Linked DNA regions of Mus musculus: regions 1, 3, 4, 5 and 6 are each linked to region 2. A link is a loop called in an ENCODE intact Hi-C map of the cell type or tissue named here. Cell type or tissue: left cerebral cortex. All regions are shown on one strand. Region 1 has its middle 2.3 kb from the start of Gm8098. Region 2 holds the start of Eml6 (echinoderm microtubule associated protein like 6). Region 3 overlaps Rtn4 (reticulon 4). Region 4 holds the start of Rps27a (ribosomal protein S27A). Region 5 has its middle 7.8 kb from the start of Acyp2. Region 6 holds the start of Acyp2 (acylphosphatase 2, muscle type).

What was found. Peaks named below come from ENCODE experiments on the same cell type or tissue, not always from the same donor. Only the 100,000 strongest peaks of a DNase experiment are listed, where the experiment ranks them.
Region 1: it touches region 2 in a loop (4-fold over the local background); 2 of 42 quality-filtered maps call a loop at or near these places.
Region 3: a loop joins it to region 2, with 2.7 times the contacts of the local background. A loop is called at or near these places in 3 of 42 quality-filtered maps.
Region 4: a loop joins it to region 2, with 3 times the contacts of the local background. A loop is called at or near these places in 4 of 42 quality-filtered maps.
Region 5: a loop joins it to region 2, with 2.2 times the contacts of the local background. A loop is called at or near these places in 3 of 42 quality-filtered maps.
Region 6: it touches region 2 in a loop (2.6-fold over the local background); 3 of 42 quality-filtered maps call a loop at or near these places.

What each region holds. Positions count from the first base shown.
Region 1 is chr11:30,263,186-30,267,185 of GRCm38, reverse strand. It overlaps a transcript of Sptbn1 not described here. Among named protein-coding and RNA genes, the nearest start is that of Gm8098, 2.3 kb to the left of the region's middle. In left cerebral cortex, no CTCF peak of the experiment used is centred here; DNase peaks (open chromatin) are centred at 1,136 and 1,548; H3K4me3 peaks cover 3,129 bases; H3K27ac peaks cover 1,145 bases.
Region 2 is chr11:30,024,268-30,028,267 of GRCm38, reverse strand. Eml6 (echinoderm microtubule associated protein like 6) reads left to right here and starts at 2,235. Exons shown (of 42, transcript NM_146016.2): 1 at 2,235-2,378; 2 at 3,168-3,888. The coding sequence starts at 3,692. In left cerebral cortex, a CTCF peak has its summit at 2,069; DNase peaks (open chromatin) are centred at 2,126, 3,300 and 3,573; H3K4me3 peaks cover 2,469 bases; H3K27ac peaks cover 2,275 bases.
Region 3 is chr11:29,723,584-29,727,583 of GRCm38, reverse strand. The region is part of intron 3 of Rtn4 (reticulon 4); the gene reads right to left. Among named protein-coding and RNA genes, the nearest start is that of Rtn4, 33 kb to the right of the region's middle. In left cerebral cortex, CTCF peaks have their summits at 1,792 and 3,253 (motif pointing left); a DNase peak (open chromatin) is centred at 2,222; H3K27ac peaks cover 1,129 bases.
Region 4 is chr11:29,545,442-29,549,441 of GRCm38, reverse strand. Mtif2 (mitochondrial translational initiation factor 2) reads right to left here. Exons shown (of 14, transcript NM_133767.3): 14 at 3,990-4,000. Rps27a (ribosomal protein S27A) reads left to right here and starts at 1,402. Exons shown (of 6, transcript NM_024277.2): 1 at 1,402-1,601; 2 at 1,697-1,761; 3 at 2,182-2,236; 4 at 2,654-2,739; 5 at 3,020-3,151; 6 at 3,413-3,600. The coding sequence starts at 1,714. The coding sequence ends at 3,562. Clhc1 (clathrin heavy chain linker domain containing 1) reads right to left here and starts at 1,492. Exons shown (of 12, transcript NM_028504.1): 1 at 1,302-1,492. In left cerebral cortex, a CTCF peak has its summit at 1,608; DNase peaks (open chromatin) are centred at 398, 714, 1,229 and 1,521; H3K4me3 peaks cover 2,078 bases; H3K27ac peaks cover 1,836 bases.
Region 5 is chr11:30,655,203-30,659,202 of GRCm38, reverse strand. No RefSeq gene overlaps it. Among named protein-coding and RNA genes, the nearest start is that of Acyp2, 7.8 kb to the right of the region's middle. In left cerebral cortex, a CTCF peak has its summit at 1,899; a DNase peak (open chromatin) is centred at 1,900.
Region 6 is chr11:30,646,958-30,650,957 of GRCm38, reverse strand. It overlaps Acyp2 (acylphosphatase 2, muscle type), which reads left to right and starts at 1,562. Exons shown (of 4, transcript NM_029344.3): 1 at 1,562-1,657. The coding sequence starts at 1,579. In left cerebral cortex, a CTCF peak has its summit at 1,567; DNase peaks (open chromatin) are centred at 831 and 1,687; H3K4me3 peaks cover 1,566 bases; H3K27ac peaks cover 1,280 bases.

The DNA of each region.
Region 1 (4,000 bases), 240 kb before region 2:
CTTCTCGCCGACGGGGCTTGGCACAGCTACTCGGCGCCTGCGGCCCCCGCCCGGCCCCACCCAGGCCCAGGACAGCGCTTTGTTGGCGCCCAGAGCTGCTAATACCTTGCGGTGCTGCTGTGGAGAGACGTAGTGTCAGAGTGTTGTAGAGTCGGGAGGAGCAGGTCACCTAGGTATGCGAGGGGCAGCCTTTGGGGCAGCCTTCGCTTTGGGGGTGACCTCTCCGGCCCCTCCTGGTGGGTGTGGGCACCCAGGCGCACCCTGCAGCAGTGATGCAGGCAAAATCTGCTGGCCTGCTGCTGCAGAAGGAGCCTGATGCTAAGGAGGGACAGCACAGGAGGGAGGGGCTGCAGAAGAACACCCCAGGCTGTGTGGTGCATTTGGTGTGGAGTTGCCGATTTTCTGTGCATCGCCCATAAACCATAGCCACAAACCAGATGGACATTGATTCCATTATTTGTGGAAAGTTAGTGCTTATTAATTAGATGGTCATAGTCATGATGTTGTAGTTATTTCTCTTCCTTTCATTATTTCTGAGAAAATGGATTTTTCCTTTAGGAAACCATCTTTGAAATGAAATGATTTTTCATTTTAGATCATATGCTCCTGAAAACGTTTACTAAATTTTGGATTCAGCTGGTTGTTTTAAAAGAAATTTGTATGAGACTCTTTTAACCTGGTTTTTAATATGATTTTTCTGCAAGCAAGCACAGTTATTTATTTGGATTCTCTATTAAGCATTTTTTGATAAGTGTCATGATTGATAGTGAATTGGTTTTCTCCAGAATCAGACTTATAGGTTCAGGTACTCAGGTGAAGCCTCCAGACATGACTAATGGGGTTACTGGCTTCGTTTATGGCTGCTTATATGTATTTTTGTGTATATATATTGTATAGATAGATGTGGCTGGGGAGGAGGGTTGAGGCCTCTACTGTTGAGATGGTTCTGAAGACCATTTAAGTGTCTTCACAGGAAAATGCCCCGTTAAGCTGCCAGTTCTGTACTTTATTTATGAGGTATGAGGTGGCATATGGGATAGATTTCAAATGTCAATTCAAGCTTTCTTAAAATGTACATGTGAGAGACAGACTTCAGTATACTAACTGGAAGGAAAGGTCAGCTCTCCAAAGCCAGGGGTGAGCCTGCTTTTGTTTTTTGTTTGTAATATCCGGTGAATCTGTTAGTACAGAATAGAACAGCCTGTAACTGTGGGGTGTGTAGTGTCTGTATATGTGTGGAATGTCTGTGATGTGTGTGGAGTGTTATGTAGTGACTATGTGTGGTCTATGTACAGTGTATCTGTGGTGTATGGAGTGTGTGGGGAATGGCTATTGAGTGGAATATGTCTGGTATGTGTATGTGGTATATGTGGGGAGGGGAGTGTTTGTGTGTGCCTGTGGTATGTCTATAGTGTTTGGTATCTGGTATGTGTATGTGGTATGTGTGGTATAGTATATATGTGTAGTATGTTTGTATGTGTGATGCGTGTCTGTGGTGTGTCTGTAGTATGTGGTGTCTGGTATGTGTGTGTGGTATGTATGTGGTGTATAGTGTGTGTGGTATGTATGTGTGTGGTATGTGATGTGTATGTGGTGTATGTATGTGGTTTATGTCTGTAGTGTGTGGTATCTGCTATGTGTATGTGGTGTGTGTGGTGTGTAGTGTATGTGTATAGTATGTATGTGTGTGTGGTATATGTGTGTATGATGTATCTATAATGGATGTGCCTGTGGTGTGTCTGTAGTGTGGTGTGTGTGTGTGTGATATGTCTGTAGTATGTGTTATGTGTGTGTGCCTGTAGTGTATCTGTAGTGTGTGGTATGTGTGTATGTTGTGTGTGGTTTTGTGTGTTGTATATATGTGTGGTGTGTGTGGTATGTGGTGTGTGTGTGTATGTGTACATTATTTGGGCTGTTCAAAGATGGGACTTTGTGGATTTGAACTTCACAGCTGTGTTGGCAATCTGCGTAAAGATTTTTTATTTTATTTTTTTTTAGTGTTTCATGCATGGATTATGCAGACATTTTAGATTTACTATGCTGTAAAAAAAAAACCTGCTGATGTCACAGGAGGTTTAGCTGTTCTAACTTACATACCAGCTGAAGAACTCTGTTGGGTTAAGCACCTGGTATCACCACAGTGACCAAAACTTTAATCTGCCATAATGGAAAGTTCTGGGCAGCAAAAGCAGTGTCCTGGGTCATCTTACATTGGTGAAGAGCCCGGGGAGAGGTCTATCAGTGATGTAGGAATGGGAGCATCCTTAGCAGAGACCTGCAATTTATTTAGACAATTTGATTTTTTTTTTGTCTTCATGTATGAAAGTGTAATGGTCCATGTGGAGGTACTATTTTGAGACAGAAGGATTTTACTACAAAAAAAAATTTTTTTTGTTTTTGTTTTTTTTTTTTTTGTTTGTTTGTTAAACATGAGGGGCAATTGCTGTTGAGTGTTCTGTTGTTAAAGTAATTGAAAGCTTTTCATCTTAAGATCCTCATTTTCACTTAGTTGTTTTTGAGACAGGAACCACTGATCTCAGACTCGGGCTTAAGTGACCTTCCTGTCACCCTAACTAAAGAGCATATTTTTAGTGACAGTCTTATAGTCCACGTTCTTGTATTTCTTTTAACTTATTAACCTTAGTGCTCAGTAGTAATACTGCTTTAATTATGGCCGGACAACGGATTCCTTTTAATGAGCCTTTTCTAATGTTCTGTGGATTTCCTTATGTAGCCCTGGGTTCTCCTGCAGGTTATTGGGAATGCAAACCAACTTTCTGTGAGGAAAGAGCCAGTGTCTCCGTTAAAAATGCTACCACTGTAGCGCTGAGGATTCTCCTCGGAAGCTTCAGTCTGTATGTTTTATCTAAGCACCTTTTCTTCAGAAAGACCAAGTTTAATACTCTGATTGTCTTGGTAGTAGTTATGCCATCCATGTTCAAGCTTATATAGTGTAGCAATAACATTTTTTGGAAATTAATGACTAAAACTTATTCCAAATGGACAGACACATATTTTCTATTTTAACATATCATTTCAGGGGCTGGAGTCATGGCTCAGTGGTTAAGAGTGTACACAGCTCTAACAAAAGACAGCTTCAGTTTGTTTCCAGCACCCATTCTAGGAAGCTCACAACTGCCTGTAACTCCAGTTTCAGGGAATATGACTTTATGAGCACACACACAATACATAGAATTAAAATAAATATTTTAAAAGTCAGTATGGTCTTTGGAAATTAGCAGAGTCCCTCAGTAGATTGTTATGAGTGCATCCTCTTGAGCCCACTCCAGAACTTCCTGCTCACTCTCTGTTTTTTAATAAAATACATGATGTGTTTGAGCATCCGGTTAAGGAACTCTGCCCTGCTTTTCCAAACTATCAAAAGCTTCCGGACATCCTGAATTCTATTTCCCAAGCTGTGTAATGGTGGAAGGAAATGAGAAGAGACCAGCAAAATTGTCCTCTGGCCTCCACATGTGCACTTGGCCTGCCCCTCCTATCTTGCACACATACAGACTTGAGGGGTAATGAATTTAAAATTTCATGGTTTCCTTTATTCTTCCTTCACCATAAAGCTGAAGTATCTCTGGCTATGTGTATGACATGTGTGTGTTTCCTGCCACTAGATGAAGAAACCTGGAGAGTCCTATTTGTTTTTGGTTATCTAGATCAATAGTGTTTTACATTCCTTCCTAGAAGACTTCTGAAGTTTAAAAATTATCACCAGAGGGCTTCAAGAGTGAAGCTGGAGCCTGAAGCACACAGACCCTTTACAGCCTCTGCATCTAGTCCTACCCTGGCTCCATTTTCCCTTAGAGCTGTTTCTCCCAAATTAGTATTGATTATTGAGTTGTGACTGTAAGCAGTATTTCTCAAGTACATGTTAAAAGAATCAGAAGCCAATGAACCTAGTTCAAAATGAACCTTATGCTACCTTGTGCCCCGCCTCTGGTCCCGTCCTCAATTGTATACTTATCATTGCCTTGTTTGTCGGTTAGCT
Region 2 (4,000 bases):
ATCGTCTAAGTTCACATATCTGCTCATTAAGCTGTGAACATTCATTCAGTGGTGTTTCTAGCTCAAAGTTTCGAAGTCCCTTCATGATCCTACCATAAATACATACTCAGGTCTGTCAGAGCATATTCTGATACCAATTTTTGTCTTAGGGTCTCTATTGTAGTGACAAATGACTGTGACCAGCGGGGCCTGGTGGTACATTCCTTTAGTTTCAGTTCTTGGAAGGCAGAAGAGTGTGGGTTCCAAGCCAGCCTGGCTTTTACCACTGCTAGTTTTTCAACAGAGTATGTCTATTTTTTTCTGGGCCATTGCCACTGTCTCTTAAGAAGTACTCCAGGCTCTGCCTCAGACTATTAGATACCACATGTTTTGATCACTACTTTTTTTGAGGGGGGGGTGGTGTCAGGATCTCTCTATGTAGCCCCTGGCTGTCCTGGAATTCTCTATGTAAAGCAAGCTGGCTTTGAACTCATGGAGATCTGTCTGCTTCTGTCTACAGAGTGTTGGGATTAAAAGTATGCATCAATATACCCAGCCAATTACTATTACGTTTATTGTTATTTTTCTCTTCAAGTGAATTAAAGATTCTTCATTATTTTAAGTAGTACAAACATCTCTGTTCAGTTCCATTTAAAATTTACTCTTTAAATAAATCTGTCTGTATTTTTGTACACCCTTTTATTTAATAAAAAAAGGCAGAGTGCTCTTTTATCTTTTTCAATTTATCTCAATTGTGCCTATATTTCATATTTCTTCCATGAAGCTTTTCCTTATTATTTCTGGAAGATGTTTTTGTCTTCTTATATATAATTTATTTCTCTACGAAATTCACCATCTCGATTTTTGCTCTCAACTTTGTTTCTGCTATGGTTTGACCATATTCCACAAAGTCCATATATTTAAAATTCAATTTTCTGATTTACATGTTAATGGTATTTGGAGATAAGGCTTCTGTGAGTTAGTCAGCATTAGATAAATCAATAAGTCAATGAGGTTGGGTCGACCATGACACTAATGGCTTTAAAAAGACACAGGAGTTAGCATTCTCGTTCTATCATGCTATGTGATGCCCTCTACCAGCATAGGATGTAGTTAAGCCCATCATCAGATGATGAGCGCAATGTTCTTGGTTTTCCTTGCCTCTAGAATCATCAACCAAACAACCAACCAACCAAACAAACAAACAAACAAAATTCTGCATAAATGATTAAAGGAATAGAAAGCAGACCAAGACATTTCAAGCCCCTCTAAGCCATGTTTTAATGTTTAGTAGTGTCCTTACTGTCTTAAAGAGAGAGCGAGAGAGAGACCTCCTCGAATTTGTTGACTCTGTTTTCTCAGAAAATATGAAGTGTATTCAATTTCTCTTCAACATTGTAGGCAACAGCTCACTACACTTAGGTGCTTATCTATAGCATTGCCTTTCCTACCAGGACAGCATCCTATTAAAACTCCACGTAGATAAAGAAACATCTTGAACACAGAAGAGTCAAAAGTATCAACCTTTCGTAGCTTCTTAGTCAAGTGGATTATAAAATCTGTTCTCAAAAGTTGGCTGCGGCCATAATCTGAAAATCAGAACGAATAAATTAGTTTATTCCAGGTAGTTTTAGAATAGCCACTGGCTTCTGTTTTTTACGGCCAAATTTATTGCATGGGCACAAGGCAGGTCACAGGAAGGCGCTTATTTCCCTACACATGACAGAGTGACCACACGCCACTGTATTTTTCTTAAACTTTGTAACACTGCACTTGGATAAATCAGAATCCTTTGGAATAATAGGGGAAACTGAAGTAGGAAACAGCGTTAGTCAAGTGCTGCAACAAGGAAAGAGATGGGCTACAGCAATCCTCTGGGACTGGCGCAAGTGAAAGTCCTGAGGAAAGCCCCTGAATTTTTTTCCACGTCATCTTTTCTGCTTTCAGCACAGACGCGCATGCCGCTGGCCTGGGTCACCATGGAACACCAACGCCATTCTGGGTGAGTTGCTGGGTCCGATAGGAGAAACGCAGACTTCCCTGGCACCGGTACTAAGGCCCTGCGGATGCATGGAATCCTGGGACTTGTAGTACACTAGAGGCGCTCGCCTCAGCAGCTGGTTTACAGAGGACTACGATTTCCAAGATGCATAGGGAACAGGCGGGCAAAGGGAGGTGAGGTTTCGGCCCTAGGAGGCGTCTGCGTTTCCGAACCGGCGCAATTTCGCCGCGTAACTCTTCCCTGCGCTGGCCCCGCCCCTGGAGCCAGGGAAGGAGGAAGAGCTGGTCCCCAGATCCCCGGTGACGAAACCTAACCCGGGAGCGCGGGGAGGGAGGGAGGGCAGGCAGAGGATTTCGCTGGCTGGTGCGAGATCCTGGACGCAAGGCCGGCAGCAGAGGTTAGAGGCGGAGAAAGCAGGGATGCTACGTGCGAGGCTGGTCCGGGTGGGAGTGCAGGAACTCGCTAGGACCGTAGAGCCTGAGCCAGGTGTACCTGGGGCTACCAACCCTCAGATCTGCAAAAGTGGGCGCCAGGTTGAGCATGGGGTGTCGCTGACACCCGGGCTCCACGGGAGACCCCGCCCCCCCTCCTGCCAACCTAAAGGCAAGATCCTAGAGCCCTTGGGTCTCATAGCTAGCTCAAATCTCCGTGGGGAGAGGAGCATGATTTTTTTTGACACTTTATTATTGTTGCTGTTATTTTATTATTTTTATTATTATTTTTCGATCGGGAGCATTTGTAGGTAGCCGGATTTCCTCCGATTCAGAGAAAAAAAAATTATGACACTTGCAATTGGAGTCTTTAATTAGGGGAGAGCTGTTAAGTATTTATTTGTTTTTATGATTTTCTCTGTGAAGAGAAGGCGCATAGAGGGTTTGGATTTTAAACACATATATGACAGCTAATTGGAACATCTAAAAGAATGACCATTGCATATTCACCCTGGCTTTATAGAGGAAACAGCAAGTGTTACTGCAAATTGGAGCAGCAACTACCGGCCAGAAGTGTTTAGGGAGTATTTCCTATAATTAAGGTGGATATGGAAGGAGAAATGTGGACAATCAAAAAAAAAAAAAACCAAAAATAAACAAACAAAAATCCCACAACTTGGTTTTAGTTTGGTAATTATTTTCTTGTGCTGGGTGACATGCAAAAATTCTTTCTCTTCCTCGTTCTCGCATCCTAGATATAGACTGTCAGTTTCGGATCCAAGGACGGTGATGGCAAAGCAGTAAACCGGAGTAACCGTCTGCCTGTCAGATCAGACCTGTCACAGAATAAATCCCACCGCCTGCTGCGAAGCCCCCCGCGCTCCTCAAACTTGGAGAACTGGTAATCCGTGTCTGGATATGCAGATCTCTGATTTTAAAGGCCGGGTGACCCCGGGGAGAACCTCTCCCGCCGCCCAAAGCCCGCAGGTGCAGTGAGGCGTGTGTGCGGGTACTGGTACCCTCGAGGCCCGCTTGACCCCGGGAGAAGGAGTCGGGGAGCCCAGCGGGGTCTTGCTGCTGTGCACCGGCGTCGGCGGCTCCTCTCCCGCAGCAGCAGATGATGGTGGCGGCCAGCGTGCTGGGCTGTGTCTGTGCGTCGCCGCGGAAATTGGCGCCCGGTGCTGTACCCTGAGCCCTTGCAGGTCCGTCGCAGCTCGAGCCTTGAAGAGGACAGAGTCGGCGCTCGGGGCACCCGGGGGTCGCGCGGTGTCGGCTTATCATGGCGGATCGGACAGCTCCCAGATGCCAGCTCCGGCTGGAGTGGGTGTACGGGTACCGGGGTCACCAGTGCCGCAACAACCTGTACTACACCGCCGGCAAGGAGGTGGTCTACTTTGTAGCTGGGGTAGGGGTGGTGTACAACACCCGAGAGCACAGCCAAAAATTCTTCCTGGGACACAACGACGACATTATCAGGTAAGGACCTCTGGGGTGGTGGGAAGGGATTGGATATGGAAGGGTGGGAATAACCGGGGTCATGTCCAAGAACCTTAGGGAATAAAGGATTTTCCTGGGAGCCGCTTAGAGA
Region 3 (4,000 bases), 300 kb after region 2:
AGATTACAGCATAGCTTAGGAGGATCTGTTCTGAGAATGCAAAGGTAGTGCAACATATGAATAACAACCCACACATGCACCATAAAAACAAAATAGGAATAAGACACACTCGCCACAATAGTTGCATAAAAAACTGATTAGGTCCAACATCATCTCATGGTAAACAGTCAACAAAACAGCAAGAAAAAAAAAAAGAATTAGCCTCAAACTGATCAAAAATAAAATCTACAAAATCACAGTGAACATGCTGCAAGACTAGCATCTTCCCACTTAAACCTAGTAATAAGACAAGGGTAACCTCTCTTTGACACTTCACACCCATATATGTCCTAGAAGTTTTTGACCAGAATTTGGGCAATGAATTGATTGGACAAAAATAAATTAAGGTATTTGTTGCTAATATGATCTTATATTTAGAATTTCCTAAAGAAGCCACAAAACAGCAACTAGAATTCCTAAACAAGTCTAGTGACATTGTGGGTACAACATCATACAAAGCCAACTGCATCTGACTTAACACAGACTTTCAAAACAACAGTTAACATTCACAAACAAAAAAATTTAATTCCTAGGAACATACATAGCTGAAAACAAATGAAATAAACCGAAAACTTACAGTTAAAAGAAATTAATGGCTGAATCAAGCAGAAAGATATCACACAGTCTTGGATGACATATAACAGTCCTCTAATTAGTCCCAAGTACAAACCCCATCAAAACAAAAGCCCAGCTTGTGTCTCCAACTGAACTGACAAGACAGCTGAAAAAAAATATATCTGGAATAACCAAAGAAATCCTGGAAAACAATAATAAAGTTAAAGGGCTCACATTTCTCCTCTGCAAAATTTCCTGCAAAGCTTTCAGTAACAAGAGAATGGCAAGCTAGAAGTCAGTTGGAGCTACATAGCAAGCTTCTGTCTCAAAAAAAGAAAACAAAACATAAACCCGACCCTACAGTCATATACATGGTTACAAAGGAACATAAGTGAAATACAATCAACTTTTATATTTATAGTCAGGTGAATTTGACAAGGAAGCTAAGAACAACTGGATGTCCAACTGCAGGGGAATGCCACTGGACTCCTTAGATTCCTGTACTTTATATGACATGAAAGGTTAACTTATGGGGTAGAGAGATGGCTCAGCCATTAATGGTTCCCAAATCTCTTTAACTTCAGCTCCAGAGGATCTGACCACTCTAGCCACAGTAGCTATCTGCATTCATGACAAACACACTATTAAAGATGACAAAATATTGTTTTAACTCAAAATAGAATAAAAATCTAAAGATTGGAGTTTAAACTATAAAATGCTTTTAGACAGTTGGCAAAATGGCTGAGTGCACCTGCCACCAAGCTTGCTAAGACATTTTAGCTCCTAGCCCCACATGGTAGAAGGCAAGAATTAGTCCCTATAAGCTGTCTTTTGACCTCTATACACATTCCTACACATGTTTACATGAAGGGTAGCTGTTAAAAATAACAATTTAGTTAAAAGAATAAAGAAAGTGTAGATCTTCAAGGCTGTGTTTCTTAACATATGGTATTAGCATAAACACAAGAAAAGTAAATATACTGAGCCTCTTAAAATAAAATATTTTGTTTCAAAGGACATAATGAAGAAGGTGAAGACAATCTACAAAATGGGAGGAAATACAAAGTAAATATCTGATAAGGGGTGCTAGAGAGAAGGCTCTTTTAGAAACACACAGGTTTGATTTCTATCACCCCACTGTGATTCACAACAATGTGTAAATGAAGTTCAGGGGACTAGCTCCTCTACTGGCCACTATGGGCACCAGGCAGACGTGTGATACACACATACCCAGGCAGGCAGCACACTCACATGCAGGAAATTCTTATGAAAATATTGGATAAAGCATGTTTTTATAAGGAAGTTTCTAACTCATATAAAATGTTCATAGAACACCCCTTTTAAAGATCCAAGAAGAACTGAACAGTGATTTTTCCCTTACAACTATGGGAAACACATAGGGGTTTATGCCAATCTAGTTAAATAATTTAGAAAAATAGATTCATTTCCCTGCAGTTTATCTTTGTTTTCAAAATTAAAAAATATAGAAAACTTTTGATTATTTTGTATAGTGCACCTTACCTAACTAAAATTTAAATTTAAAGGAACCCAGTTTTTCTTTCACTGACTTGGTACAAAGAAAGAAGAGCTGCCTACATTTGGTAATCACAGGCTGTCATCTGCTATAGCTAAAAATAGTGCTAGATCAAATGTGTTACATGCACAAGTCATCCTGTTACATTTTCCTTAAATGAATTTCCTTAAATTTACATTCAACTTAGCCTGAAGTTAGCTTGAAGTCAGGTTTCAATTTTAAAGCCCTATTTTAAAAACAACTTTTTTAAAAAATAAGAATAGTAAGCTCCTACCACCACATTTGACTCATTAATAATTCAAACCACTGATTATTTAGTTCATATAGCTTTCAATACAAAACGGGCTGGCAAACTGATGCACATGACAACAAGTTGAATAACCAGAGTCTGATACCTGGGACCCACAGGACTCATAGATGTCATCCTCCGATCTTCACACACACACTGCAACATGGAGAGCCCACACACTTACACACATAAAAAAATTTTCATGTTGGGGGCATCAATATACAAAAACAGAATAGAAAATATCCCTAACTTCACATTTCCAATTTCTCTAAACCATGGTATAATTTTCCATTCATAGTAAAGTCCATACATGTAATACCATTCTAAATTAAAGCTAAGTATTTTCTCTCTATGTATCTATCTACTTACTTACTCCTAAACACTCCTTGCACAAAATTTGACAATTTTTAGTTATAAAAATTAGTTATAAAAGACTGCATACAATTAAACTAAATTAAACTCAACACCCTTAAGCCCAAATTCTAGCAACAGATGAGATTAAGTTAAAAAAAAAAAAAAGAAAAGAAAAGAAAAAAAGAAAAAGTAAAGAGAATTCTATTGACTGTTGAAATGTTCTTCCTACAGCAAGTACGGAATCCAGTCCTTAAGAGAAATTATATCACAGGCTCAGCAGAAGTTTCAGTAATACTACTAACCACATCTACCTTTTTCCACAGTTGATACTAAGACTACTGCTCTTTTTTTCTTAAGAGTGAGAACCAGGGGCTGGAGAGATGACTCAGCAGTTAAGGGCACTGACTGTTCTTCCAGAGGTCCCAGCAACCACATGGTGGCTCGCAACCATCTGTAATGGGATCTGATGCCCTCTTCTGGGGTGTTTGAAGACTGCTATAGTGTACTCATATACATAAAATAAAAAAAGTAAGTGGTAAATGGTACCACATACAAAAAGCTGCCATAGTAAGCTATGCATGAATAAATTATCACAACATGGGCCAATTTTCAGCCTTTTCCTCATCACTCCTTGGTTGTTCTCATACAAACTATAAAATCAAGGTCTCATACTCCAGCTTTGAAGGTCTATGCAAATAACCTAGCATATTTAGTTTTCTTGGTTTCCTTATGTATAAAACTAAATGGTTACAATAAATGTAAATGACAAGACTCATTATCTGCAGGTGAAATCTAAAATTCTTTTTAAGAAGTATTTACTTTTACATGTGTATTTTTGCCTGCATTTAGTTTGTGTACCATGTGTAACCCTGGCACCTATGGAGGGCAGAAGAGGATGTAGGAGACCCTGGAACTTGGAACTGGAGTTACAAATGGTTGTGAGTTGCCATGTGGGAATCAAACCTGGGTCCTGTACAAGAGAAGCCAGTGCTTATAACTGCTAAGCTATCTTTCAGAACTCCTACGAGTCTTAATTGTTTCATTGCTCCTTTAAGAAAAAAGGAGAATCCTAAATCCCCAATGGGGGTGGGGGGGATGTATCATTTTTAAAAAGAAATATATGTACAAAGTTCAAGGCAAGGAGTAAACCATTAAATATGTCTGTCATTTTATAGAAAAATTATGCATGCCAACTAGGAGGCCCAGGAGGAAAGGACCATTTTTACCTT
Region 4 (4,000 bases), 480 kb after region 2:
AATGATGTGGAATAACACCATCACTTTTTGCTTTTCTGTTTATGTTCACATTCGTGTGGGTACATGTGTGGAGACAGGAGGATCACGTTATATTGAGTGTGTGTGTGGGTCTTCTTAATCAGTCTACCTTTTATTTTTAAATTTTTATTGCACTTCGTTAGTTCGGGGGTAGGGAGCGCTGTGAAAGTCTGAGGGCAACTTGCTAGAGTTGGTTTTCTCCACCAATTGAATCTCAAGGTTGATCAGATCTAGAGCAGATGTAAATTTTCTTTACTGATGGAGCCATCTGGAAGCCCCATCTTATTTTAAGAAATATGTATGTCATGTGTGGGTGTAGGGTCGTCGGCCCCCATCTCTCATTGAACCTGCTGGCCAATGAGGTCCAGGGAGTCTCCTGTCTCTGCTGGCCTACCATGTCACAGACTCCACCAAGCACACCAACCTTTTTAAAAAGTGGGTGCTTGAGTTCCAACCCAGGGTTCTGCATATCGAATATTAGCTACTGTGTCATCTCCTAGCCCTACATTTTTACTTTTCAAAATGTGTAATTTGGAGGCAGCAGAGCTAGTATATTAAAATGAGGAAAGAGCAAACAGAGATTATTAGGGAGTTACGGATCCTCGTTGTAAGAAAACGGAGCACGCCTACGCTTACGGATAGGGTGAAAAGACATTGAGAGGGTGCATTAGAAAGGGCACTGGGTTTGTGAGGTGGAGAAGGGACTGAGAGAAGGCACCAGCTTTTAACAGCTTCAAGTTTCCCCGAGGGCACATGCTCCTATTTTCTCCAGGATGGACACGCTCCACATTTAAACTTATAGTCGAAAACTAAACATTCTGCAGATTTTCTTATCGTATGTTTTTTAAAACGTGAAAAGATGAAAATTCCAATACATTTAACCGTTTCATACTAGGGAGGCGCGTGACGCTCAAAAGCTTCTTCCGATCGGATGAAGGGTAGCGGAAGGGACTACCGGGAGGGGCAGAAACCTGCACTTAGAAAGACTTCGACTATACCTTAGATGTGGCTAGCTCACTACGGTGTGACAGACACCTTCAGCCCCCAAATGCCTTTCTAGCCCTTAAGCCTTCCCTCCGGGGCATTTCCAGAGAGTCCCCACCCACGCGCAAATCATAGTGCCTCATCCCCTGAGTCCTCACCTGACTCTCTCCTAACCCTCACTCCACAGCTTAGACAGTGTAATCAGGTATCCGGGAAGTGTGGAAATGCATCCTGGGACAAGTAGTTCTAACAAGAAGAAAGCAGTGTAAAACTACAATTCCCAGATAGACTTGTTTTACCTCTCTCTTATGTTTCACAAGCCCCCTTTAAAGGAAAGCCTCTCTTAATCGCATCGGCTGTATAAGAAAGCCTTTTGAGGCATTTTTTTTAGTTGAGCACATCATTTCGAGGCCATTCTGAGGTAAACCGAGAAAAGAGCGTAAAGAAACCGAGCGAACGAGCAAATCTGGCACTGCGTTAGACAGCCGCGATTCCGCTGCAGCGCGCAGGCACGTGTGTGGCCGCCTAAGGGGCGGGTCCTTCGGCCAGGAGACCCCGTCGGCCACGCTCGGATCTTCCTTTCCGATCCGCCATCGTGGGTGAGTGTATGCTCTGTGGCCGCGCTCTGGCTAGTGGCGCTACGCGTCGCTCTCACGGGTGTCGTCGGATCTAATCCGTCTCTTTTCGAATGCAGGTGGAGCCGCCGCCACGATGCAGATCTTTGTGAAGACCCTTACGGGGAAAACCATCACGCTCGAGGTACGGGCCACCTTGCCGTTGAGGAAGCCAAGGCCTGACTGAGGCCCTTAGTGTTTGAGGGCGGGTTTCTGAGTTTTGAGTTGTGAAACTTGGCTTTGAGCTGAGATTATGGTGCTTAGCAAAAACAACGTTTGGTTTTCGGTGTGGTACGGTTTAGCCTGCTTTATCCCGAGTGGCGAAATGTAGGGTAGGTGATGGGAGACGCTTTTCTCCGGGCAGACGCGTTCCTGTGCTTCCCCCGCCGTCGCTCGCCCTGGTATGGGGACTAATTTGGATTGTAGCACTCTGGGTAGTTTGCACGCGGTGTCATCTTAATTGATTACCTTTAGCTCACCTCCTCCTTGCTCGTTTTGTATAAAGCTAGCAGTTAATGACTTACTATGTAACCGTATATTAACTACATATATCAAAACTTGGCAGGTTGAACCCTCGGACACTATAGAAAATGTAAAGGCCAAGATCCAGGATAAGGAAGGCAAGTAAAGTTTGTCACTAGAAAAATGACTGGCTTGTGTGACCTAGACACGTTTGTTCTTAAGGTAGAAAACAGATTAATAAATTTAGATGCTTTTGAAAGTAAAATATTCCTGACATTAGTGTCAGGCTATCTGATTAACTGGAAACTCTGCAGGACAAATCTTTTAAAAGTTAATCTAGAACTGTTTACTGAGTCACAAAGACGATAAAATGCTCAGGCTGGGCAATGGCCCAGTCCACACTTTAATCTCAACACTAAGGAGGTAGAGGCAGCCTGGTTACAGAGAAAGTTCCAGGGCTTTTACTCTTGGAAAAAGTTGCATCTAAGTCTGTGACCACTGTTAGCAATCATTTGATTCACAACAATGGGGAATGTACCTTGTTCTATTAAGCCCAGTATTTTTTCCTCTAATAGGAATTCCTCCTGATCAGCAGAGGCTGATCTTTGCTGGTAAGCAGCTGGAAGATGGCCGGACTTTGTCTGACTACAACATTCAAAAGGTTTGTTTGAGGGAAAACATGCAGAAAAAGGGATGATATTGAATCCACTAACACTTGCTGAGCACTGTAGCTGTTCCATGATTTTAAAATATGCGATGGTTGGTTGACCCTTTTTGTAGAGAGCAGTCTCCTGTAGCTCAGGGCCAACTTGAACTGGATTCCTGAGCCTCCTTAAAATTCCTAGTGCTGGAGTGACAGGCCCAACACCACCCAACTTTTTGACAGGCTGGAGTTAGACTTGTTGATGCTACAGTGCTGCTGTTTCATCTTCCACTAACAGGAGTCCACCCTTCATCTGGTGTTGAGACTTCGGGGTGGTGCTAAGAAAAGGAAGAAGAAGTCTTACACCACTCCCAAGAAGAACAAGCATAAGAGGAAGAAGGTTAAGTTGGCTGTGCTGAAATACTATAAGGTAAGTGTGGTGTTAGCAAAACATGGGTTCCACTTGGAATAAGATCTGAGCAACTAACTTTTGGAAGTACTTTTGGAGTTGAAAGTGAACTCCCCTTTGATATTTAAGTGAGTTTATAGAATTGGAAACAGGATTTTTAATTTGGAGAACTGACTTAAACCACTAAAAATTGGTACTGTGAGATCAATAGCTTGAGTCACTTAAATCAGGTTTCAGAATATGTTTTGTGAAATCATCTTACAGTAAATTCTTGTTTTGCAGGTGGATGAAAATGGCAAAATTAGCCGACTTCGTCGAGAGTGTCCTTCTGATGAATGTGGTGCTGGAGTTTTCATGGGAAGCCACTTTGACAGGCATTACTGTGGCAAGTGTTGTCTGACTTACTGCTTCAACAAACCAGAAGACAAGTAGTTGTGTATGCGTTAATAAAAAGAAGGAACTCGTACTTAGTATTGTGCTTTATTGTACATTTAAAGAATGTTTCTTTGGCTGTGTGATGTTGTATGAGCTGCAGCTGTCAAAGCCAATATAAAACTTGGCATCATGGCATGGCATGATGGCAGGCACTAAGGTCAATTCTTTTTAAGGGGTTGTGGAATATCCTGTAGACTTGGAAGTAGAAGCTACAGGACAGTATGTCTCACAAATAAGTTGAAGGTGCCAAGTCAAAGCTGCTTGGAATATATGGGAATAATACTGTATTGGTATGTGCATAAGCTGTTGAATGTTTTCAGTGTTGATTGGTAATTTTCCCCCTATATGAGAGATACAAGCTAGGCATGGTGGTACATAGTTAATTTCAGGACCCTGTATTTAAATGAAGGGAAAATATTTACCATTTTTTTAAAA
Region 5 (4,000 bases), 630 kb before region 2:
TAGGATTCTGTTCCTGGTGATCTTAAACAATTCCTTAAAGGTTCTGAGACTATTTATTTTGTTCTAAAATAGTTATAATACTTGTCTAACTTAGTCAACATGGTTTCTGTAAAGTAAATTAAATGGGAGGAAACTGCTGTAAGTTTGAATTAAAATGAAGACAAGATTTCCCCAAGGTATGGTTGAGGGTAAGGTTTTATTGTAGATGTGAAGGAAAGCATAGTTGGGGGCACTTGGAAGGGTCCAGACTGACAATGCCATGAGAAGAGTGAGAGAGGGAGAGAGCAAGAGAGAATGATAAGAGAGAGGTCCAACTGGAAAACATGAGGGGGGGCACCCTCTCAGAGGAGAAGGGGAGGGGCAATGGGGAAGGAATGTAAGGGGGGGCAGGGAGGGCAGTGTTTGGGATGTAAATAAAATAAATAAATAAAATTTGAAAAAACAAATCGAGAGAGAGAGAGAGAGAGAGAGAGAGAGAGAGAGAGAGAGAGAGAGAGAGAGAGAGAGAGAGAGATTATGAGCTGAAGTGTCTGGATTACATGGGAAAAAGAAGAAAAGAAGAAGCCTGGGGAAAGAGGATGGAAGTCCAGCTACTGGGCTAGAGAGGTTTAAGGTAGAGGTGAGAGGTTTTAAAACTTGAGAATAAAACTTTTTCAGCTTCCCAGAAAAGCGTATAAGATTCCTCAAAGAAAGCCACTAGCAATGGGTCGTTCATCACTGATAGCCCTGACATAGGAAAGATAAGCTTGGAGCTGAGTTGGTTCCTGGGAGCTGAGTTGGTTTCTGGTTTCTGGTTTCTGGCCTAAGGAGACAGCAAGGCTGGAGCTGAGTCAGTCTCTGTAATTCTTCAAGGCTTCACCAGGAATGGTAGAACTAACATAGCAACCTATTAAAATTGTACTAATATCACTGCTGCTAGGAAAATTGCCCTAATCCCACATAGAAGGAGCCTGAGAGCTTCTCTGGTGGTTGCCATTTTCATGAATGGTTGACCCCCTGCATGCTGGTTGTTTCTGCAGAAGAAACACCCTTTACTTTTGCATACTATTTGAGTCTGGGTTCTTCCTTCAGCAATTCTTGAACCTTAGCAGGGGCTAGGGTGAGAAGTGCTGGCAGGAGCCACAGGTGACCAGGTTTCTTTGTGACCTGACAAAAATCATCATTATTGTTGCAATGCTATAGTCATTTCACTGCTAACAGTTCTATATTAGGGTTTTATAACTGAAAGGTAAATAATTACAGATGAAATTGAGCAAAGCATTTCCTGTGTTGGAGTAAGCCCATCTTACTTATATAACAAATGCCTCTGAAACACATTGTGTTTCAACTAGACTGATGCATCAATGGATGCAGTATAAAAGCATTATGGCTTATAGATAAAGGCACTTGTCACCAAATGTGATGACCTGATTTTAGTCCGTGGAACCCACATGGTAGTAGGAGATCATCAATGCTCACATGTTGTACAGTGACACTGTTGAATGTGGATGCCTCCTAGACAGACAGACAGATAGACAGATAAGATAGAAAGACAGACAGGTAGATTAAAACCATCTTAAAACACATATTAAAGGAGTCAACCAGCATTTACTAAATGAATTTCCTTAACCTGTTTTTTCTATAACACCCATATCTAATAATAATCCAGGGCTGACTCTTCCATATTTAAGCCGCCTGTTGAGTGAAGAACCCTAACAGTACCTAAATCTGCTTGTCATTGAAAGGATTGCTATGTGTACAGGTTGTTTGGAAGTGTGATTTTGAAACTTTGAAATGAGAGGCAGTCGAGGTGCTGCATTCATTTCTATACTTGATCTTAGCCAAAAGAGCATGAAGTGATGCTGCTAACATTTCTGAAGGGATTATCCAATGCTCATAGCCTGCTTTGCCTTGGATGGTTGGTAGGTGGCAGCAAGAGAACAGAAATTATGCTTTATAACTAAGCAGCATTCCGTAAAGGTGCTTGGTTTGTTTGTATTTAGAGAGCTAGGTTTCATTTGATACAAGCTGGCCTCTACTTTGTAGTGATCTCACTGCCTAGACTCTCCCTAGTTCAGGGATTAAGGGAATGTACCACTGCACCCAGCCAGAAGGGTTCTGCTTAATGTTTATGTTTCATTAATTTATAAAAATAAAATATCTGCAAATGAAGTAGACAACAAATAATGTATCCTACGTAAGCCTGTCCTATAATATTTCAACACATTAGTTTTCAGAAGGTTGGGGGTTAGGTTTATTGTTCTTTACCTTCCTCTCTAATCCACACCCCTAGGTTCTGACTACAAAACCAAGGCTGAACTCCTGATTCTCCTGCTTTATTCTTCAGAGTGCTGTGATTACAGGCATGTGCCACCATGCCTGGCTTTTAGATTTTTTTTTTCACCAGTCTTTATCCTACATCTTTTTTTTTTTTTTAAAGATTTATTTATTTATTATATGTAAGTACACTGTAGCTGTCTTCAGACACTCCAGAAGAGGGCATCAGATTTCGTTATGGATGGTTGTGAGCCACCATGTGGTTGCTGGGATTTGAACTCGGGACCTTCAGAAGAGCAGTCGGCGCTCTTAACCACTGAGCCATCTCGCCAGCCCCCCTACATCTTTTAAGTATTGAACTTTTTAATGCTTCTTAACTGACATCAGGGTATGGCATATTTGAATTTCCATTCTGTTTAATTTTTGATCTACTTCTATTGTGAAGGTTTTGCCCCCAAGCATTAAAGTAGTCAAGGTTTAAATTACAGGGAAAAAAAAGGATGTACTTAGACAGTGTCTTAGTTAGGGTTTTATTGCTGTAAAGAGACATCATCACCAAGGCAACTCTTGTTTTTCCGTTAATTAATTTATTTATTTACTTTACATCACAATCACAATCCTGTATCCCTTCTCATAGGGCTCCTTCCTGTCTTCCGTTCTCCTCTGAGAAGGGGGAAGCCCCACCCAGCCACATGAAGTCACTGCAGAACTAGGTACATCCTCTCCCACTGAGGCCAGACAAGGCAACCCAGATAGGGGAACAGGATCCACAGCCAGGCAAGAGAGTCAGGGACGGGCCCTGTTCCAGTTGTTGTGAGACCTGCATTATTGGGGGAACCTTAGGTCCAGTCCATGTATGTTCTTTGGTTGGCGGTTCAGTTTCTGGAAGCCCCCAAGGGTGTAGGTTAGTTAACTGTGTTAGTCTTCCTATGGAGTCCCTATCTGTTCCTGGTCCCTCAATTCTTCCCTCAACTCTGACAAGCCCTCTCAAGCTGCATCTAATGTTTGGCTGAGGGTCTCTGCATCTGTTTCCATCAGCTGGGTTGAGCCTCTCAGAGGACAGTTATGCTAGGTTCCTATAACAGATTACCATTAATAGTGTCAGGGATTGGTTCTTGCCCATGGGATGGTTCTCAAGTCATTGGTTGGCCATCCCCTCAGTCTCTGCTCCATCTTTGATCCTATACTTCTTGTACACAGAATAAATTTGGGGTTGAAGATTTTGTAGGTGGGTTGGTGTCTTTTTCCCTCCACTGGGATTCCTGCCTGGTTACACAATATGGCCACTTCAGGCTTTATATCCCCCACTGCTAAGAGTATCAGCTAGAGTCTACCCTCATAGACTCTCTGTAGCCTCCCCCATCCCAAGTCTCTGGCACATCCTAGAAATATACCCCCCACTCACTCCCAGATGCCACATATTTCCATTCACTCTCCAGATCCTTTCTCCCTGGCTCTTCCTACACCTGATCTCTCCAGTCCTGTTTTCCTCTGGATCTGCTTTCTCAATCATTTCCCTCCCTTCATCAGCCCCCAATGACTACTTTGTTTCCCCTTCTGAGTAAGATTTAAGCATCCTCCTGTGGGCCCTCCTTGTTTAGCTTTTTTGGGTCTGTTGATTATAGTATGGGTATCCTGTATTTTATGGCTAATATATAAGTGAGTTATATATCATGTGTGTCCTTTTGGGTCTGGATTAGTTCACTCAGGATGATCTTTTCTAGTTTATCCATTTGTCTGCAAA
Region 6 (4,000 bases), 620 kb before region 2:
AACATTTAATTGGTGCTAGTTTACAATTTCAGAGATTTAGTCCATTATCATGGCCAGAAGCATGGCAACACGCAGGCTCACATGGTGCCAGAGGAACTGAGAATTCTACATCTTTGTCTGAAGGTAACTAAGAGGTGACAGGATTCCATACTGGGCATAACTTGAGCATAGGAGACCTCAAAGCCCTGCCTCTACAGGGACACACTTTCTCCACTAAGGCCATATCTCCTCATAATGCCACTTCCCATGGGCCCAAGTATTCAAACACAGTCTGTATGGGCAACAAAGCTAGCCAAATCACCACAAGGCACCTTTCAGATTCATCAGCCTGAATGAAAAGATCAAGCCTAACTTTATCTCAGAATCACCACAGATTTGGCACCGTCAGAACATTTCAGAATTGATTCATTGTCTGTCTTAGTTAAGGTTTTTATTGCTGCCATGAAACACAATGACCAAAAAGCAGCTTGGGGGAGGAAAATGTTTATTTGGCTTATACCTCCACAGCACTGTACATATCAGGATAGGGACTCAAACAAGGCAGGAACCTAGAGATGATGTAGAGGCATGGGGGGTGGGGTGGGGGTGGGGACTGGTTACTGACTTGTTCCACATGGCTTACTCAGCCTGCTTTCTTATAGAACCCAGGATCCCTGGACTAGGGATGGCATCACCCACAACTGGCTGGGTTCCACTGCTCCCTCCCCCACCCCCCCATCAATCACTAATTAAGAAAATGCCTTATGGCTAGATCTTATGGAGGCATTTTCTCACTTGAGGTTCTCTCCTCTAAGATTACTCTAGCTTGTGCCAAGACTAGCCAGCACACTGACCAAATACCCTTTGTGCCACTAAGCTAAGCAGGTCCTTCATTTCAAATGTCCACCTCAGGATGTTGGAAATGGGGATATTGTTTCAAGGGCACACATTTTCTTCATATGAAGTGGAGATTATCATATATTTGCACAATGGTGAGTATAGTTAAGAATGATATATATTTAAAATCGTTGAAATCTTAAATGAAATCAGAGATGAAAGTTAATTAGCTTGAATTAATCTCCTTACAGTGTACCCATGGGTATACTATGTATTCTTTACAGTGTACCTATATAAAATCACCTAAAACTTAAAAATTCTTTGACATTTTATCCTTGCATATAATGAATTTTGGTAATTTTCCCCCTATTATCCTTCTCATCTCTACCCACTTAGACTTTACCCGCTCTGTCCTCTCAACAAGTCACCCTCTTATTTTCATCCTTATAGAAAAAACAAAACAAAACCTTTTTTGTGTCAAATAAACGTCGGTGGGTAGATATTAGTTGGTTTAATCCCCTCACATGCCCGACCTCCGTTTTCTTTAGAGAACCGGGTCCTGGGGAACGCAGAGAGGGAGCACCCTGCTAGGGAGCCCGAGCGCCGGGTGTCCCGTCGCCCTCACTGTGTACAACGGTCATCTGCCATCTTCTTACGCATGACCCAGCGCGCTCTTGTCTTGGCTTCTGGGCGTCGGTCCCAGAGCCCATAAGTCTTCCTCCCCTGGCGGCTGTCGCAGTCTCCGCGCCACATACCCAGCTAATGCTGCTCGGGAGAAGGCTGGCCGCCATGACCGAGCTGCTCAAGTCTGTGGACTACGAAGTGTTCGGGACAGTGCAAGGTACGGTCTGACCTGGGATGCCAAGACGAGGCCGTGGGAGGGAGAGGAGGAAGCTTATGCCATCCATTTTAGGGACGGTTCTTCTCACTGAGGCAGCGACTTCCGCTCAGCCATGACACAGCAGCCCGGGGCGGGGAGAACGGGCTAGCGCGGGGCGGAGGGAGGTCACCCTGGGTTCCCGAAGAGGACGCTGCAAGCCTATAGGATGGGGGTGGGGGACGCCTAAGTGCGGCAGAAAAGCAAGGGTACCTGAATGATACTGGGTGATTTACTTTGTCAGAGGTTGTAGCCCCTCTCCAGCTAGCAATTTTTCCTTCCTGGGTTTTGGAGATTGAACCTTATATATTTATGCACAGTCTTACATTTGCGTACTAGATTGCTGAAGTACACTCCCAGGCCATTTAAGTGAAGTTTTAAAATTTTTGTTTGATTATAAGCTTAAATAGATGCATAGAATATAATGTCTGACTTACTTTAAATCTTTATATTTGTAATTTAAAACGTTAAAACATTCTTTTAATTTTTTCTAACGCAACTTGACATAGTAGTGCATGTAGTCCTTATGCAGAAGAAGGTGGATATTTGAGTTCAAGACCAGGCTGGTCTATACACTTGAGAAAATTATCTAATGGCGTATAAATACTGTAACTATTTAATGTATATCATCCATTTAAAAGAAGAAAACTTTTTGAGACTGGAAATGTAGCTCAGTAGAGTGCTTGCTTAATAGTCACCAAGCCCTGGAATGGGTGCTCTGCTCTGTACCAGACCAAGGACGAGCTAGTCCTTATAAGCCTGTAATGCAGGTTCCGGTCTTCAACATAAAAATAATGCCTTTCTTTTTCTTTTTCTTTTTCTTTTTCTTTTTCTTTTTCTTTTTCTTTTTCTTTTTCTTTTTCTTTTTCTTTTTCTTTTTCTTTTTCTTTTTCTTTTTCTTTTTCTTTTTCTTTTTCCTTTTCCTTTTCCTTCTCCTTCTCCTTCTCTTTCTCTTTCTCTTTCTCTTTCTCTTTCTCTTTCTCTTTCTCTTTCTCTTTCTCTTTCTCTTTCTCTTTCTCTTTCTCTTTTCTCTTTCTCTTTCTCTTTCCCTTTCCCTTTTCCTTTTCCTCTTTCTCCTCCTCCTCCTCCTCCTCCTCCTCCTCCTCCTCCTCCTTCTCTTTCTTTTTCTTTTTCTCTTTATTTTTTCTCTTTTTTGGGGGGTGGGGCGGGGGCTTGAGACTCGGTTTCTCTGTATAGCCCTGGCTGTCCTGGAACTCACTTTGTAGACCAGGCTGGCCTCGATCTCAGAAATCCTCCTGCCTCTGTCTCCCAAGTGCTGGGATTAAAGGCGTGTGCCCTTTAACGAGGATATTACTTCCTGTTTGAGTCGGATTTCCATTCTACCTTCTCCACATAATTTTATTCCATTGTTTGGTATGCATGAGAATTTCTTTTATCTCCATCCCCAATCCCACCTCAGATGTGCTGTTGTGTGTGTGCATGGGGTGGGGGGATACTATGGGATACTTTTCTTAACTTCCTTTATCAATAAGCTTTAGTGATAACCATTAGTAGATTTTAAATGTGAGTTTGTATTGGAAATTTATTTCTAAGTGGGAAAACTGGATTTTTAAAAATGGATCCTTGTCTAAAGGGGGAGGAAGAATATTATCTTTTTATTTTGATATTCTGTTGATATTTTACATTTTGTGGCAATGTATACAGGGTAAGATTAAGGATGGATGAAAGTGTGTTTATAATGAGCCTTTGTTTCAGAGATTTGCTGTGGAAAGAGACGTAGGAAGATCACAGCAGACAACTGTTAGGTCAGGTGTGGGAAAGACTGCATGAGTAAGCAGAAAATTTGAAAAGTTACTGATGAGTCTGTACTTTTAGAAAGGATATTAGGAATCATGGCTAAGTGGTATTGAGCCTGGTTAGTACTTTTGATACTCTGGTAACCTGACCATGTTTGGAATTAACTAAAACCTAAAAATGGAGAGAATACCTGAGAGGTGTTTTGCTTAATTTGAAGTGGGAAGATTCACTTCTAATCCTGATCTTTGAGATGATCAGACACATCTTTAATTCAATTTTTTTGGAGTAGAAACACCCACCCACCTCTAATCTGGGCCTTGCCTTCTCAGGGAGGGCATGGAAGAAGGAAGCTTGCTGTCTTTTCTTGCTTGCCTTCGAATGGCTGCTAGCAAGTCCATTCCTTCACTGGCATTAGAGTGATTCTTTGTGATCTTTGTGATTCTGGTGTATACTGAAGACCAGCTGAGACATCTAGTCTTGTGGTCTGAGCAACTACTGTATTCTTGGACTTTTCAGTCATAGGCAGTCATTGTTGGACTTGTTGGACCA